Regions from separate parts of the Homo sapiens genome. Here region 2 is linked to region 1. A link is a contact called in ENCODE Hi-C or POLR2A ChIA-PET data. All regions are on one chromosome and are shown on one strand. Each heading gives the region's core, a stretch centred on a gene start or an enhancer-like site at or near the end of the contact. The rest is flanking DNA. Distances are from core to core; before and after follow the strand shown. Region 1 holds the start of NR1H3 (nuclear receptor subfamily 1 group H member 3). Region 2 overlaps CSTPP1 (centriolar satellite-associated tubulin polyglutamylase complex regulator 1).

Evidence for each region. Hi-C counts contacts between places; a loop is a spot of excess contacts on that map. ChIA-PET counts read pairs that join two places held with the same protein, here RNA polymerase II (POLR2A). Pooled maps may share reads with other maps.
Region 2: a loop to region 1 is called in a map of endothelial cell of hepatic sinusoid, with 4 times the contacts of the local background. The contact joins the enhancer-like site here to the promoter of NR1H3 in region 1. A Hi-C loop is called at or near these places in 1 of 168 maps with a recorded cell type or tissue (endothelial cell of hepatic sinusoid) and 7 of 50 pooled maps. POLR2A ChIA-PET finds 5 or more read pairs at or near these places in 8 of 52 experiments (CD8-positive, alpha-beta memory T cell, Caco-2, HEK293 and 5 more).

What each region holds. Positions count from the first base shown.
Region 1 is chr11:47,255,790-47,259,245 of GRCh38, reverse strand. NR1H3 (nuclear receptor subfamily 1 group H member 3) reads right to left here and starts at 1,250. Exons shown (of 10, transcript NM_005693.4): 1 at 1,117-1,250; 2 at 1-66. The coding sequence starts at 29.
Region 2 is chr11:47,151,920-47,155,111 of GRCh38, reverse strand. All of the region lies in intron 4 of CSTPP1 (centriolar satellite-associated tubulin polyglutamylase complex regulator 1), which reads right to left. It overlaps LOC124902672 (a long non-coding RNA gene), which reads left to right. Exons shown (of 2, transcript XR_007062668.1): 2 at 589-1,665. Among named protein-coding and RNA genes, the nearest start is that of ARFGAP2, 23 kb to the left of the region's middle. RefSeq lists an enhancer at 1,703-1,782. Within about 2 kb of position 1,856, at least 5 of the 41 ENCODE cell types and tissues checked have a DNase peak (open chromatin) inside an H3K27ac peak, as active enhancers do.

The sequences.
Region 1 (3,456 bases), core at 1-2,500:
GGCACAGGGGCCCCCAGCCACAAGGACATCTCTTCCTGGAGCCCTGGTCATTACCAAGGCACTGTCCTGCAGGAAGGACCCAGATTATACTCTTCTAGAACTGGGCTCCTTTCTGGCCTCAGCTCCCTTCTCCACCTGATCCTCCCTTTTATCAATATCAACAATATCAGCTAACATTTACTTGCCATATATTAGCCTGTACTAAGGCTTTATTATATTACTATTATGTTTTTTAGAGACAGGTTCTCCCTATTTTGCCCAGGCTAGTCTAGGAATTCCTGGGCTCAAGTGATCCTCTCACCTGGGCCTCCCAAAGTGTGGGGATTATTGGAGTAAGCCACTGCGCCCAGCCTGTTATAAGGCTTTATGTGCTTTCCTCATAATATCCCTCTGAGGTCAAAACTATTAATTTTTTTTTTGAGATGGGGTCTCTCTATGTTGCCCAGGCTGGAACTCAGTGCTATTCACAGGTGCAATAATAGGACACTATCGCCTCAAACTACTGGGCTGAAGCAATCAGGTTTCAGCTTCCTGAGTATCTGAGATTATGGGCGCACGCTACTGCTCCTGGCTCAGGACTATTCTTAAACTCATTTTACAGATAAGCAAACTGAGGTTCAAAGAGATTAAGTAACTATGGTCACACAGTTAGGCGGCGGTAGAGTCAAGACTCCAACCCTCCTCTGACTCCAAAGTCTGGGCTCCCAGCCACCGTGCCGGCTTTTCTCCCCCAAAGTCCCCTCCAGGCCAGCAGGGAATGTTTGGGTGCATCTGCCCTGCTTCTCTTGGGCCCCTTCCCCCTCACTCCAACACTGAGGACAGCTCACTCCACCCAGTGAAACACGCTGCTTATTAGAGAACCTCGCTCGTGCCACTTTCCAGGGTCCCAGCACAAACCTGTCTCCAAGAATCTCCCCAATTCACATAGAGGACCTCCTCCCCTGAGCCCCTCATGAGTTATTCTGGGACCCAGAGTCCTGCTCCTGTCCCAAGCTTCCATCACCATCACCCCTCACTTCTCCCCAGAAACCCCCTTCTCAGATCCTTAGGACATTCCCCGACCCCACCCCAGATACACACACAGAGCCCCAGGCCACTGCTAAGGAGCAGACCCACCAAATCCCCAGGCCACCAGACTTCCTGGGTGGGCAGTCTCTGGAGCCCCCTTGCTGGGAGAAGAGGATGGTGCAGTTTCCTGTCCAGAAGTCTCGGTGGCCAGCCAGTGAGCTGGAGCTGAGCACAAGCAGGACCTGGAGCCCCAGAGAAGTAGCAATTTGGGGAAAGGCTGAGGGGAGGGACTGCCGAGGGGTCAGGCCACCCCTCCTTCCTGCCTGGTGACCACAGCCCTCCCCTCCTCACCCCCGCCCACAGGGCAGCTTCTCCACCAGGCTGGCTCCTCCCCAGCCGGCCACCCCCTCTCCCGCCACTCCCGCCCCCTACTCCCGGCCAAAACAGTGGCATTTCCCTGCAGACCAGCCAAGTTCCATGTCTCTCCCCTTCCTCTCCTTACCCAGCGCTCTTAGCAGCTCTTGCAAAAGGACTGCCTCCCAGGAACCCCCACCCCAATCCCAGCAGCCTCCAGAATCGTGTTCCCTCCCCTCCATAGGCACCTCGTGGAGCAAAGGTCCCAGCACGGCCCGGAATTGCGACACTGAGCCCCAGCGGCTTTCCCAGCCTCCCTCCTCCTCCCTTGCCTCTGGGAAGAGGCCAAGAAGCTCTCCCCACTAGCCCCAGGCCTCAGCCAAGCTGGTAGAAATCCAGGGGTGGAGAGAGGCAGGTGCTGGGCCTTCCAGGGAGTTTCTGAAAGTGGGTGCCCTGCGGGGGCCACAGATAAGAGAGGAGGCCAGGAGAGCCTTTGATAGGAAATCTGCTATGAGCAGTGGCAGGCCTGGGATAGGGGTGGAGGTGGCAGAAGGAAGACAGGCAACTCAGGTGGCAGCCCAGGATGGACCTGGGAAGGTATGCGGGTTGCCTCTTCTGGGGAACAACCCCATCTGAAGTGATGGCAGGCTCCAACCAGCAGCTACTGAGACTATAGTCATTCTTCCTACTCTGCTGCCTGGGGCATGAAATCCATCCCTGAAAGTAGACATCATATTTTATTGATTTCATCTCCCCCAACACCCCTGAAACAGGGCTGGCATAGATGTGGCAACAGAGTAGGTACTGTGTTCCTATTTGTTGAATGAATAACAAGAAAAATATAATATATTCTCGGCCGGGCGCGGTGGCTCACGCCTGTAATCCCAGCACTTTGGGAGGCCGAGGCAGGCGGATCACGAGGTCAGGAGATCGAGACCATCCTGGCTAACACGGTGAAACCCCGTCTCTCCTAAAAATACAAAAAATTAGCCGGGCATGGTGGCAGGCGCCTGTAGTTCCAGCTACTCGGGAGGCTGAGACAGAAGAATGGCGTGAACCCGGGAGGCAGAGCTTGCAGTGAGCCGAGATTGCGCCACTGCACTCCTGCCTGAGTGACAGAGCGAGACTCTGTCCCCAAAAAAAAAAAAAAAAGAAATATTATTCTCGTCTATCCCGTACTTATTAGCCCTAGTCAATTTTTTTTATTATTCCTTTTTTTTTTTTTTTTTACCTTTTTTGGGGTAGGGTCTCACTATGTTGCCCAGGCTGGCTTCACACTCCTGGGCTCAAGCCATCCTCCCACCTCAGCCTTCCAAAGTGCTAGGATTACAGGCACACGCCATCACAACTGCTGTAGTCAATTTCAACTCAGCATGTTGATTTAGCGTTCAGACTCTGGGCTCAGATTTTGGGTTCAAATCCTAAACCTCTTATTACCTATGTGATCTTGATTGAGCAAGTTACTTAACGTCTCTGAATCTTTGTTTCCCTATCTTTAAAATAAGAATAGTTGAGCCAGCAATGGTGTGTTGAAAAATAAATAGAACGGGCACGGTGGCTCACGCCTGTAATCCCAGCACTTTGGGAGGCCTAGGCGGGTGGATCACTTGAGGTCAGGAGTTCGAGACCAGCCTGGCCAACATGGTGAAACCCCGTCTCTACTAAAAATACAAAAGTTAGCCAGGCATAGTGATGCGGGTCTGTAATCCCAGCTACTCGGGAGGCTGAGGGAGGAGAATCACTTGAATCTGGGAGGTTGCAGTGAGCCGAGATTGTGCCACCACACTCCAGCCTGGGTGACAGACTGAGACTCCATCTCAAAATAAAAAAAAGAAAAAGAAAGAAAGATAAATAAAATAGGGATAATAGTAATTTTTACCACACAAGGTTGTTGTGGGATTGAAACTACAGATCATGCAGGGTGCGGTGGCTCATGCCTGTAATCCCAGCAGTTTGGGAGGCCAAGGCAGATGGATCACTTGAGGTCAGGAGTTCCAGACCAGCCTGGCCAACATGGTGAAACCCCATCACTACTAAAAATACAAAAAATTAGCCGGGTGTGATGATGCATTCCTGTAATCCCAGCTACTCAGG
Region 2 (3,192 bases), core at 607-3,106, 100 kb after region 1:
AGGGAGAGGGAGGAAGGGAAAAGTGCGGGGGAGAGGGAGAGAGAGAGCTGTTCCTGGGCCGCCAGTCTCCCCTGGGGCAGCAGGACATTTAGGAGAGGGCTCCCAAAAGCAAGCTCCTCCCAGTCACCTCACTGCTCCATCAATTGGACTCTGCCACCAAACTGAACTGACCACACTGTACCCAGAGCGGGCTCCCGGTTCAGTCTCAGTGGCACCAGCTAGCGGATGGAGCATGGGCAGGGGGTGGCGAGGAGAGGGTGCAACTGTAATGCAGCCAAGGTTTCTTTTCATATACTTAAGCAGTAAATCCTTTCATTCTGCCGTGAGGACCATTTAGTTCAGAATAAATACAGCTGATCAGAAAAGGCAAAAAGAACAGCTAAGGGGTTTAAAGGGTCTTGGCAAGTGGTACTGAGATTTAATAAGCTACCAAAGGGCCAGAACAGCGACAGACACCGCCACCCTGGGGCACAGATGGCAGACAAGGGGAGAGGGCAAAGAGCTATTGGGGAATCTGCACTTGTGAGGGTCAAAACCCACACTCATCTTGTGCTGCCGCCCTGCTCCTCCTTGCATCCATGTTCACAGGTTGCCCACCCAACGGTTTTCCTGTCTCTAGTCCCTCCCACTGAGGACCCACCTCACAGGAAGAAAACCGTCTGACTCATAAAGGGATCCGACCAAGGCTATGTTCATCCTCTGCTCAGCACCTCATCTGAGCCAGGACAAGAAGAGAAGGAAACGAGCGTTTGCTGGGCTCCATCACATGCCAGGCAGGCGCCAAGCTATCAGATGGGGTGGGGCGGGCCCCCAATCTGTTTCTGATCAGGTCCTTCTGGCTTTATCTTTCTTTTTTTCTTTTTTCAGTTGTTTTTGGCCAGGCGCGGTGGCTCATGCCTGTAATCCCAGCACTTTGGGAGGCCGAGATGGGTGAATCATTTGAGGTCAGGAGTTCGAGACCAGCCTGGCCAACATGGTGAAACCCCACTTCTACTAAAAATAGAAAAATTAGCTGGGCATGGTGGGCACCTGTAGTCCCAGCTACTCAGGAGGCTGAAGCAGGAGAAGCGCTTGAACCTGGGAGGCGGAGGTTGCAGTGAGCGGAGATCACACCACTGCACTCCAGCCCGTGAGACAGAGAGAGACCCTGTCAAAAAAAAAACAAAAAAAGTTTTCTTTTGCTCTCTCATATTTTTCTAAATCTCTCTCCACTTCCCTGAGTCAGAGGTTTCCCAGACTGGCAACTGGATCAGCCCCAGAGAAAGCCAGGATTGCTCACTGCTGGGGAAAGGGCTTCACAGAGACTACGATATTGTGGTGCCACTCCCTTTGCTGCGATCTTCCTGAAGAGAGACAGTGGTTCCTGCCTAGTCTTTATTGTAATACAGATAACAATAGAAGCAGGTGCCATTTCCTGAGTGCCCTACTGCGTGGCAGGCTATTGAGGTATTTAACTGCATTCGTTAAATTTTATCCCACAACAATCCTACAGGTGGGTCTTATTATTTCCATTCTACACGTGAAGAGTCTGAGGCTCAGAGGTCAGCCTGCCAAAGTCACACACACAGCTGGGGAGCTTGCTGGACTCCACAGGCCACACATCTTCCATGAGAGCACACTGCCTCTTTGAAAATAAAGCTGCAGAGCAAAAACACTAACATTTTACCTCCTAGTTTCTGTGGCTGATTTATTTTCTTTCTTGTTACTGATATGTTAGGCATCTCCTGGGGAGAACGACAGCTGCCTCCACCACCAGAGTTCAACACTAGAATTCCAGCTGGAAGAAATTCAAGGCTGGAGGGCGGGAAGAAGCAGTGCCGCTGAGGGCCACAAGAGGGTGCCCTGGTCCCTCTGTCAGTAGTTCACAGGACTAAGTGCAGTGCCAAAGGCCAAGTGGTTACCCCATCTCATAACCCAAGGAAAACCCAGGCAGCAGAACAGCTCCCTCCCCACCCAGATGGCAGAATCTGTTTTGACATCTGGATTGAGGGAGCAGGGAGACAGCAGAGAGCGGGCAGCTAGAGAGGACTGGGGTTAGCAAAGACCTCCAAACTGCAGAGGAAGAGTGAGCTCCCCCGGGAGCGCTCAGGGAGCAAGGGCCACCAGCACCTCAAAGCTTTTCCTTGGCAGGCTCAGCAGGGCAGGCAAAGGCTCTGGACATGAGAAGCCACTGACTTTCCTTTACTGCCCTGTTCTCAGGACAGCTGGAGCCCCAATAGTCTAAAGTGAATTACGACAGAACAGCACTGGGCTGTGAATATCCCCAAGCAGGAAACCACCAGGGAGCCCAAGGCTTTCCCCGTGTTCCATGGCTTCTGTTGATCATCAGTTGGAACACAGCACTCCCATAGCAGCAACTTCCACTTGCTATTTATTTACATTGTGATATAATGACACACCATAAAAGTCACCCTTTAAAAGCGTACAATTCAGTTTTTTAGTATATTCACAAAGTAGCGCCACCATCACCACTGTCTAATTACAGAAGTTACCTCCATTTGCAATTCTCACCAATAGGCCCATTCCAGAGCCTGCCTCGGAGCAGAAGCTTGAGCTCGTACTTCCCAAAGGGCTACCCCTGCCTCGCAGCCTCGCGGAAGCCTTAATGCTGAGTGCCACTAGCATCTTCCTCTTTCAGCCACAGATGGGACTAGAAGCTATAAACAGGGCACACCCTTCCAGCCTCAGAAGTGGTCTGCAGCTTTCTGCTAGGGGCCATCTTGACCTCAAACATCAGCAGTCCCTTTGGAGATGGGCCGTTGCAGAAGAGGGGGCGCACACCGTGGGAGGGTAGGAGTGTCCGTCAGAGCAGGGCAGCCCTGCAGGTGCCCTTAATACGGGTAACAATAGAGGCATTTTTTTTTTTTTTGAGTCTTGCTCTGTTGCCCAGGCTGGAGTGCAGTGGTGCAGATCGGCTCACTGCAACCTCCGCCTCCTAGGTTCAGGTGATTCTCCTGCCTCAGCCTCCCTAGCAGCTGGGATTACAGGTGCCTGTCACCATGCCCGGCTAATTTTTGTATTTTTAGTAGAGACAGGGTTTCACCATGTTGGCCAGGCTGGTCTCGAACTCTTGACCTCAAGTGATCCGCCTATAGAGGCAGGTATCTTTCCTGAGTACCCTACCTCATGGCAGGCTATTAAGGCATTTGACTACATTAATTAAATTTTATTCTACAACAGTCCTACGGGTGG